Regions from separate parts of the Homo sapiens genome. Here region 1 is linked to region 2. A link is a loop called in an ENCODE intact Hi-C map of the cell type or tissue named here. Cell type or tissue: A673. All regions are shown on one strand. Region 1 overlaps LINC01924 (long intergenic non-protein coding RNA 1924). Region 2 overlaps LINC01924 (long intergenic non-protein coding RNA 1924).

Region 1 (5,000 bases), 53 kb before region 2:
TTATACCTCATCACTGATTTCTTAAGTTTTGTAGAATGTTGGAGTAACAAGGGAACATGCAAATAATTTAGCCTAGAAGTTGTATCAAAGAAAAATTGCCCTGGACAGAGTTAAGCAGGCAAGGAAGACTTTATTCAAGTCTATTGCAGTAGGGGAGGGAGACTGACCTTAACTCTGCCGAAACAAAAGGCAAGAAGGGTTTTAAGAGGTGAAGGGAACTTTTGGAAAAGTACTTGAGGACAATAGGGGGTTGGTTGATCAAAAAGATTAGGCTAACTGAACTTGCTAGTTGGTGCTTATTGACAACAAATTTAGAGTCTTAGCCCGCCACAGAGACTGGGAGATAGGGAAGCTATCTCCTTCAGTGATTACGTTTCAAAGGGATAACTCCCAGGTCCTTGAGAAAGATATTTCCAGATTGCAAAACTGCCAAGAGACTTTGAGAATATTTTAAAGAGGCAGAGAAAGAACTTGCAATTCCAAGTTTTCTAAGGTAAATGCTCTAAGGAAAGGGAAATCAAGGCCTAGAATCAGGAAGAAGCCTTTCTAAAGTTCAGGGAAGCTGAAAGGAACTTTAAGTCTGCCTCATCAGTTGCTAGATATGCTGTAGGAGCTCGGGTCCTTACAAGGATGTGGGTGCTGAGTGTTAATGCGCGTCCATGTGAAGAGACCACAAAACAGGCTTTGTGTGAGCCATAAAGCTTTTTAATCACCTGGGTGCAGGTGGACTGAGTCTGAAAAAGGAGTCAGCAAAGGGAGATAAGGGTGGGGCAGTTTTATAGGATTTGGGTAGGTAATAGAAAATTACAGTTAAAGGGGGTTGTTCTCTTGCGGGCAGGGTCAGGGGTCACAAGGTACTCTGTGGGGAGCTCCTGAGACTCATTGTCCAGGAGAAGGAATATCACAAGGTCAATTGATCAATTAGGGTGGGGCAGGAACAAATCACAGTGGTGGAATGTCATCAGTTAAGGCAGGAATTGGCTATTTTCACTTCTTCTGTGGTTCTTCAGTTGCTTCAGGCCATCTGGATGTATACGTGCAGGTCACAGGGGATATGATGGCTTAGCTTGGGCTCAGAAGCCTGACACTGGGGGCCAGGAAGCATAGTGCTAGCCAGCCAGTAAGCTTCTTCCAGCATAACAGGTTTCCAATTGTAACTGTTTTGCATACTCAATTTCCTGTAAGCTTTCTTTTAAAAGGAGTTTTCCTTCCAGAAAAAAAAAAGTTTGGAAACTGCCAGTTAGCTGCTTTTTTTTTTTTTTTTTTTTTTTGCAAGCAAATAAACTAAAGCCGAGAGCAGATTAAATGAAGACAATGTTGAACTTTACTTGAGCCCTGTGATCATGGAAAACTGAAGGTTAAGAAATCTTAGCCTTTTGTGTTCAAGAACCTACTTCATGCAAGAAACCACCACTCCCCATGTGATTTAGATAAGACTCAAGATGCCTTCCTTGTTTACCTATGACAAGGCTAGACACAAACCCTCTAGATTCCTTATTTACTTTATACATGATTGGCTGAACTGTTTTGTTCTTCTGATCCACTGGAGCAAAAGTTTGCTAATTAATTTTTGGCAAATCTTCTTTCTTCCCCCCAGGTTCCTGAGCTTTCCCCGAGTGGGCATGGGCAGCCCCTCCTGCAGGGCCCATATAAGGAGGAGGCTGACTCTGGGGTAAAACATTCTCTGTTCTACTGTCAGCTTGATCCACTTTTCATCTGGTGTATTCTATTTCCTCTCACTGGTTCTTTTTAGCTTTGGTTCCTTCTCCTTATAAAAGAAAAGCTCTTTTCTGCCTAACCTTTGAGACACATGCAGATCACATGGTTGAGGTGCCCTCCTCATTGCAATAGGTTCCCTCCCACTATTGCAATAGTCCCTTCCCTCTCTCAGTCATCCTGTAAGATAAAATCTCTCCTTACTTAAATTTAGATTTGCTTTTTCTTTTTAATATGACAATGACATGTACACATTCAAACTGACTTGCTATAAGTTTTGAATTTGTGGCCTCAAATCCAGTTTGGGGTTTCTTCACTCCCACAGTTTTATCTCTCTAAACTGAATGCAGTGTGGTTGTTACAAAGGAAAAGTCAAGCTTGACAAAAGAGAAAATAGGAAATGTGGTACTAAAGATGTCTTAGGTTAGGTCCCCTCAGAAGCCGACTCTGAGACAAAGATTGATGTGCAACTCATTTATTTGGGAGGTATTCAAGGGAGCACCAGGAAGGAAGTGGGGGAGTGTGACGGGAAGCTATGGGAAGGAAGCCAATCTAGGCTGCATTAGTGAGCAACTTACACAGAAGAAACCAGGGATTCACGCTGCTGGAGGTTGCTGGGGGACAGCGTGAACGTGCCTCTGATTTGGTCCACACAAAGGAAAGGAAGCTGTTATTTATTTAACAATTCCTGTTGTTCAGGAACCCACTTAGTGCAAGAAATCACACTCCCATAGGACTTAGATAGACTCAAGATACCTCCTTTGTTTACCTATGACAAGGCTAGACACAACCCTTTGGGTTCCTTATCTACTTCATAAATGATTGGCTGAACTGTTTGTCCCTGTGATCAACTGGATCATATTCATAATGGTTGAGAAGTGCTCTAAGGAATCTGACATCTTATGACTTCCCTGCATGTGGGCCTAACACATTTCTCTTATATTATTAACATATTATTTAACTTCAATACATGTTGTTTTGAATTGTGGTAAAATACACATAACATTTACCATCTTGACCTTTTTTTTTTTTTTTTTTTTTTGAGACGGAGTCTTGCTCGTTGCCCAGGCTGGAGTGCAGTGGTGCGATCTCAGCTCACTGCAAGCTCCGCCTCCCGGGTTTACGCCATTCTCCTGCCTCAGCCTCCCGAGTAGCTGGGACTACGAGCGCCCGCCACCACACTCGGCTAACTTTTTTTGTATTTTTAGTAGAGACGGGGTTTTATGGTGTTAGCCAGGATGGTCTCGATCTCCTCACCTTGTGATCTGCCCGCGTCAGCATCTTGACCATTTTTATGTGTACAGTTAATAGTGTCAAGTACATTCATGCTACTGTGTAACCAATCTCCAGTACTTTTTCATCTTGTAAAATTTAACCTCCATACCCATTAAACAACAACTGCCCATTTCTACCTATTCCCAGCTCATGGCAACAACCATTCTACCTCCTTTCTCTATGAATTTGACTACTCTGGATACTTCTTATAAGTGGAATTATATTCTATTAGTCTTTTTGTGACTGGCTTACCCTGCAGGGCAGTGGTCTCTTCTCTGGCCCAGGGTGGGTCCAGAAGAGCTGACCAAGAGCTCAGGTCTGGACTCAAGAATGCCCCCCATCCCCACCCCTCAGTGCCTGCTTGGTGCTCTACCCACTATGGCCAAGATGGTATCTAAGGTACAAGATAGAATCTATTTCACTTTTCCCCCTGCTTTTCTACAACAGAAGGAGACTTTCGTTGTAGCCACCACAGCTGTGAATGTCCTGGGTAGCACCTGAAGCTAGCATGTCTCAGAGTCCAAGGTCCACAGCATATTCCCTCGGTATCACTGTTGGGTTATTCATGTCCCAGGGACACTTAAGTCAGCAGGTGATGAATCCTGCCAGGCATCCACTGCGATAGGGCATCCTATCAGAGTACAACGCAATGTACGCCAGTCACTGCAGTCTTCCTCTTCCAAGCACACAGATTTCTCCCAAGCTATGTAGCTGCTGCCAGTGAGTAGGTGAGGGGATGCATAAGCACACCCTTAGCCACCCTGACTGGTGTCTTAGTAGGTCATGTCCCTACCCCTCAACAGTCTACTGGCTCTGTGCTCAACTCACACTAGGACTTCACTAAGAATTGCAGTCCTTGTGGCCTAGACAAAAGAGTCCCTCTGGCTAGAATTGGTCCAAATGATCCCTCTGTGGGTGAACGTCAGCTGAGTATAGCAAGGTTCTGCTTTCCATTGTGACAGGGAAGCATCCTACCCTCCTCAATGTCTCTTTAAGTGATAGGAATTTAAAACCATGTACTGTGATTGCTTACCTGGTTTTTGGTTCTTGGGATGGTACTTTTGGTGTAGAGTTAGTTGTTAAAATGTGGTGTCCCTGTGGTGGGACGTGCAGGGGGACAAACAGTAGTATGGGCTTCTATTTAGCCACCTTACTCCACACCCCCTTTGTAAGATTTTAACACATGTCTTGAGACTTGTGTTATGGCCTAATATGTGTTTTTTCCTAGAGAATGTCCCATGCCCACTTACAAAAATTGTGGGTTGGATGGAGTGTGTCACAGGCATCCCTTAGGTCTGAGTGGTCCACAGTGCTGTTCAGGAGTTCTCTTTCCTTGTGGATGCATGCAGATATAAATAGAGCATTGACAGTATATGCCAGAGCAGGTAACATGGTGAAGTCAGAATGTGGAGACAGTTTCATAATATCCTTTGTGTTTTAGGGACAGTAGTTGAAAAATTTTTATAAAACAGCCACTCAGAGTCATTATTTTCCTTACCTCTGCCTCTGTCTAACTATTAGACTTCCATATATCAAGATATTAAGAAAAAAACCCTGAGTGTAACAAACATCATAAAACCAGAAAATCAGCATTATATATTATTTCTATTTATATCTCTTAAACACTGAAAGCATTTTTCTATATTTTTTAGGCTTAGAGGTATTTGTGACTTCACGTGACAGTGCTGTTCTGGTATCATTTTCTATAGAGAGAATGGAAAGGTCCTTAAGATTTTTTTTGTAGAATAATTGATTTTTTAAAAACACTTTATTTTTGATAGCATGAAAATGTTTTAGTTTCACACTGGTATTGACACATAAATTTTTAGAATTGATATTACATTTAGGAAAATATCTACCATGTTTTTTCAGATATAAGCAGGAAGATTCCAAGGCATTTCAGGCTCTCTTGTTCAAGGACCAACTTTAAATAAGTTGAAATGATGAGACTCCAGGACATTCTGATTGTAGGGCATGTGACAAGTTCCATTGTGGGTGCCACACATCAG
Region 2 (5,000 bases):
CTGAGGTTACTTTATGACCCATTTTATTATTCTATTCTGATTTATTGTGTATGTGTCTTTCTGCTTGTTATTACAAAAGGTCTTTGAGAGCAGGGCATAGTTTTGGCATCCACCAAGCATTCTTTGTGTCATGTGTTACTCAAACTAGGGGCTAGATAAGTCATTTTTGAATGAATATAATTGGGCCATTTGTAACATAGAAACTTTTCTCCCCATGCAGCTAATATAAGGGTTAACTTCATTGTTGAAGGAGCACAAATAAAGCCTACAACAAATTCAGATAGGCAGCAGATCCTGGAACTCCATCAAAATGTTTCAGGATGTTTATGCAAATCTGCCATTTTCTCTATGCATACACAGGCACACTTAGAGTTGATGTCCCCTGCGAGAACTGGCATTCATCAAGATTTCTAAGCCATTACTTTTTCTATGGACCCTAGCTGATGCTTCCTTCAAAAAATGTGAAAGGCCTGCTAATTTCTTCTAATGAAAAGGCAACAGAGGCATGGAATTTGGAATCAGAAAGGTCATTCGATAGACCATATGAGGGGGTCAAAGCAATAGTACCTAAATAAGTACCCCTAAAATAAGAATGTGAAAACACATTCACCAAGTAATCATTTTCTACTAATAATCCATAATAAATATGGATATTTAACTCCCACTGCAAATGAATTTTAAAATTTAGCAGTCGTCTATTTTGAATTTATTGTACTCTTTTCCAACATGACTGATAAAAATAGTAAATGACAATATAGTTTATAGCAAATTCTTTTTATTTTATTATTGCATCTCCTGAGGATGTGAAAGAAAACAAACAAACAAAAAAACATGGCTAGGGATTTGTGAGAAGGACCAGAAGACAGAGCTTAACAGTGGCATTAAAGTGCCAGAAACCTGAAGACAAGCAGAGGAAGGGAATGATGATTCCGATTTCAGAGGCCCAGCACCAGAGCACAGAGTGGGTTATTATTAAGCATAAGACACCCATCCTCTAATTGGGGCTTCTATAAACACAACACTGGAAGGTGAGATGTAAGATAATATTAGATTAGGGGATATAGGGATGCACTGTGTCAAAACTAGAACCACACTACACTCACTCCCCAACATGGAAACTGTAAGAGGTTAACTGCTACAATTCAGTTTATTTATCAGAGAATCACTCAGCAGAGCAAAACTTTATCCAATAAAATATTATCAATCTATCTCAACCAAGTCTTCTTCTGCATACAATGATCACAGGCACATACTTTGGGGTGGGGCTAGAAGACCCTACCTTAACCTCCAGTGAATGTTTGCTTAGTAGATGTGATATGTATCCTTTCTCTTGCTGCAGACTGCCTGGGTTTTCACTGGAGATTGGATCCCATAGGAGGGCTTTGGTGTAGGTGAGGTTCAGGTCCTGGCCAGAGGGCTGACTTTTTCTTGTTGGAAAGGTAGATGTACAGCATGTAGCCTATAATTGAGACAACTGTCTTCAAACTATTAAAAACTCAGGGTTTTTATTCTTGATGGACCCTAATGTGCTTGTACTACTTTTGCTAGTGCACATGCTGACTCACTCTCACCCTATGGTGATAGGTTTATGTTTATGCAACATGATGTGTTGATCCAGAGATGTATTGGTCTTCACTGGGCAGCTCTATGTGTTGGTCTTGATAGAGTCTATATTAGTTTCCTGCAACTGTTGCGAGAAATCACCATAAATACACGTCTTAAAACTACAGAAATGCATTTCTGTCACAGTTTTGGAATTTCAAAATCAACATGTGGCAAGACTATGCTCCCTCTGAAAGCTCTAGAAAAAAATCCCTCCTTGCCCCTTTAGTGGTGGTGCTCCTGGCAATCATTGGCACTCCTTGGCTTGTAGATGTCTCACTCGAATCTCTTCCTCCATCTTCACATGCTCTTCTTCCCTCTGTGTGTCCCTTCTGTTTCATGTAAGGACACGCGCTATTGGTTTCAGGGTTTACCCTAATTCAGTGTCTCATCTTGATCCCTAATTAATTACATGTGCAAAGATCCTATTTCCAAATAAGGTCACATTTGAGTTTCTGAGTTGACATGAATTTTGAGGAGACACTATTTAACTCACTTCAGCGTACTATGGCCAGAACTGGGACCTAGAATCCAGCTAAAACACTGGGCAAACAGGCATTTCAATATACCCAGAGCCCACAGCATAAGCAACCCACTATTAGCCCAAAGGGCTTCTTGGTGAGAGAATGCCCTCCATCATGATACTACTGCCATCTGCAGGAAAGTGGACAGATCTAGGCGGTCTACACATGGAATGGTTCTCTTAGAGGTAAGTGGCCTACGTTCTTTGCCATCACATGTAGCATCTATGTCTTCAGAACATTCACTTACTTCTCTGGACCCCACCCTTGCTGTGTCCCCTCCCTGGGAATCTGCAGCGACATTTGGGAAGAGAAAATGTTGCAAAAGACTGAAGTTTTTGTGAGTGAGGCAGATGAGATTTCAGACTATCAAGATTAGGGGAGTTGCAAAATATATGACTATATTTTTACTCCTCAACTATTTGGAATGTGAAATGAAGAATCTTTAAGGTATAAATGTTTTGGATAAATCCACCTTTTATCTAAACAACTGCAAGGGAAATTTAAAATGATCACATTCGGCAAATAATTTACACGGACACTTTAGGCAGGGGTAAGGGGTGCCTGAATTGTTTGGATAATAGCCTTATTTCTCCTTTTAAGCTTTGTGGAAGGAAATTTTTTGACATGTTTCATCCTGGAAGTCACTCAATTTCTCAGTGTTTCTTTTATGCAACTGCTCAAGAAAGACTTGGGGAAGCTCAGGAAGCAGGTGGTTTGGAGGTAGAAACGTTACATATTTTGTTTGTTCTAATTATTTGCTTGCGGCATATGGAGAGAGAGAGTCAATTAGGCAGCTAGGATACCGACCACCAAGATCTTTATAGATTCAGACTTGCACTTGCATCCTGATGGGACACAAAACAGGAAGCTATTTGTTTAAGGGATCCTAACATTTTAACTGCCACCACATCTAGCCCCCTCTAGAATGAAAAGCAAGAGCTGTTTAATCGCCCACAGCATCTCTAAACAACAATTAAGAACAGGAAGTGAGAGGCACTGAGTCCAATTCAAACTCCAAAGGCAATAATTAATGAGAAGCAAGGGGCGCTGCTGATTATTGTAATTTCTTTTGGTTCTGATGACTAACATTCGTAGATTGGATATTCACTGTGCATTTCATTATTTATGTCAATGCATAGTGTTGATACACTAAATATGTAGGATCAAGATTGTAAAGTTTTATGCGGTAGAAAATAATATGGATGACTAGTTTATAATCAGTAAGTTGTAGTTTCCTATGAAACATTGACAGAATTAAGTAGAAATAATTTACTTGAATAAAAAAGAACATAATTGGTGAGCAACAGGATGCTGGCAGAGAATTTGTGAAAGCTCTTTTTCACTGAAATCTGAAGTGTTCATTTGCATAGTGAAGTCATGTTGAGAGTTGCATGTGTTCCGCCAAACATGGAGGGCTGTCAGTGGTTCAGGACTCTCCACCATGAACATTTGTCTATGTGTTCAGACCCTCTTGGGTCTAAGCAGAAACTAAGAGGTCCTGGCCCAGCTCTCATAACCTATTTGTTTGTGTAGACTTGACCAGGGTTTTGGTACCAGAAAATCTGTCTATAGCACCAACATCATTAGAGACATGGAACATGCACTTTCAGCAAGTGGCATGTAACACCTCACATACTGAAGGGTTATGATTCTGCTTTACAGCTTATGTATGGAAAATTTTAAAAATCTCAAGCAACATGTTCCTGCTACTCAGACTTTTGAGCTGCAGATTCAGCAACCGCTCAGAGAGTGTTTGGGGGGTTACAAACCAATAGATTAATCCAAAGGGTAGAGGAAAATTGAGATGATATATGTTTTTTGAACCCCAAGCTTGCGTTGGTTTTGGGGTTGAAGCAGATGCTTTGAGTGCCTGGCCGTATTTCCAGGAACCACCCAACTCGCAGCACTCGCGACTCTTGGCCTGGGACCTTGCTCTCATGCCTGCATGCCCCATGCACATGGCAGGTCAACAAGCGAGGATGTAGATCCACTACCTTCACCCTGGCAGCTCTCAACCAGTGACTTGACAGGAGCTGGGAGATGAACACTCTGTAATCCTGCCCTGGGGTAACTTCCAGATGCTTGTCCTTACCGGTTCTTTGAGCTCTCCAGTGGGATTGAGCTTCCGTTGCCCACAGTGGCTATTTAGCTGATATTACAAACTTTGTTGTTGTTCTTCTTTCCCCCGTCTCCCTTCCCTGCTCCTTCCTCAGAGCTCTGTGGAATTACCTCCTGGCGTAAACGACTTGCACTTGAATGCTCAACTCAGACTGTGCTTCTGGGGAGCCCAGTCGCAGACGTATTTTCCCTTTTCCCTTGCCAGGTTCCTAAAGCTAGTTAACTACGAATGGAAGCAACACCCGGTAGTGTGTCCTGGGAGCCTGCTGTGTGCCTCGACTGTGTTAGGAGCTGCACGTAGAGTGTTTCTGACCCTCAGAAGTACTCTACGATGAAACTCAGGAGTCAAGTTCTCAGCACACATCCTTAGCCAATCTCCTTGCATTTCACTTGCCCATATTAAATATTTATATGAGGTGTATTTTGAACAACAACAAGCAACATGAATGCACCAGTTAGCGGGACTTTCTCCTCTGTCATCAAAAGTCTGTGCCCAGGCAGAAATGGGGCTGTCTGTGTAAGGCTCACTTGAGGCCCCAAGTCATTCACTAAAGAGGCAGTTAGGAATCAGAGAGAGCAGGAAACCTCCGGCAAGGCTGGTTCATTAGTGCCTCTGCTGATTAATCAAGACCTGGCTGCCACTTTGTTAAATGCCCGGAGGTGGAGTTGGAGGCAATCAGCCCTGTGGAAGCTGCTTGATTGCTTCTCGAAGTGGCAGTTTGCTTTTGGACACTGGACTTGTTCTTGTCAGATCTG

The links. Peaks named below come from ENCODE experiments on the same cell type or tissue, not always from the same donor. Only the 100,000 strongest peaks of a DNase experiment are listed, where the experiment ranks them.
Region 1: a loop joins it to region 2, with 3 times the contacts of the local background. A loop is called at or near these places in 4 of 110 quality-filtered maps.

The regions. Positions count from the first base shown.
Region 1 is chr18:64,274,682-64,279,681 of GRCh38, forward strand. All of the region lies in intron 3 of LINC01924 (long intergenic non-protein coding RNA 1924), which reads left to right. Among named protein-coding and RNA genes, the nearest start is that of LINC01538, 17 kb to the left of the region's middle. In A673, no CTCF peak of the experiment used is centred here; a DNase peak (open chromatin) is centred at 2,270; H3K4me3 peaks cover 367 bases; H3K27ac peaks cover 3,312 bases.
Region 2 is chr18:64,328,107-64,333,106 of GRCh38, forward strand. The region is part of intron 5 of LINC01924 (long intergenic non-protein coding RNA 1924); the gene reads left to right. Among named protein-coding and RNA genes, the nearest start is that of LINC01538, 71 kb to the left of the region's middle. In A673, CTCF peaks have their summits at 2,259 (motif pointing left) and 2,460; DNase peaks (open chromatin) are centred at 2,255 and 3,105.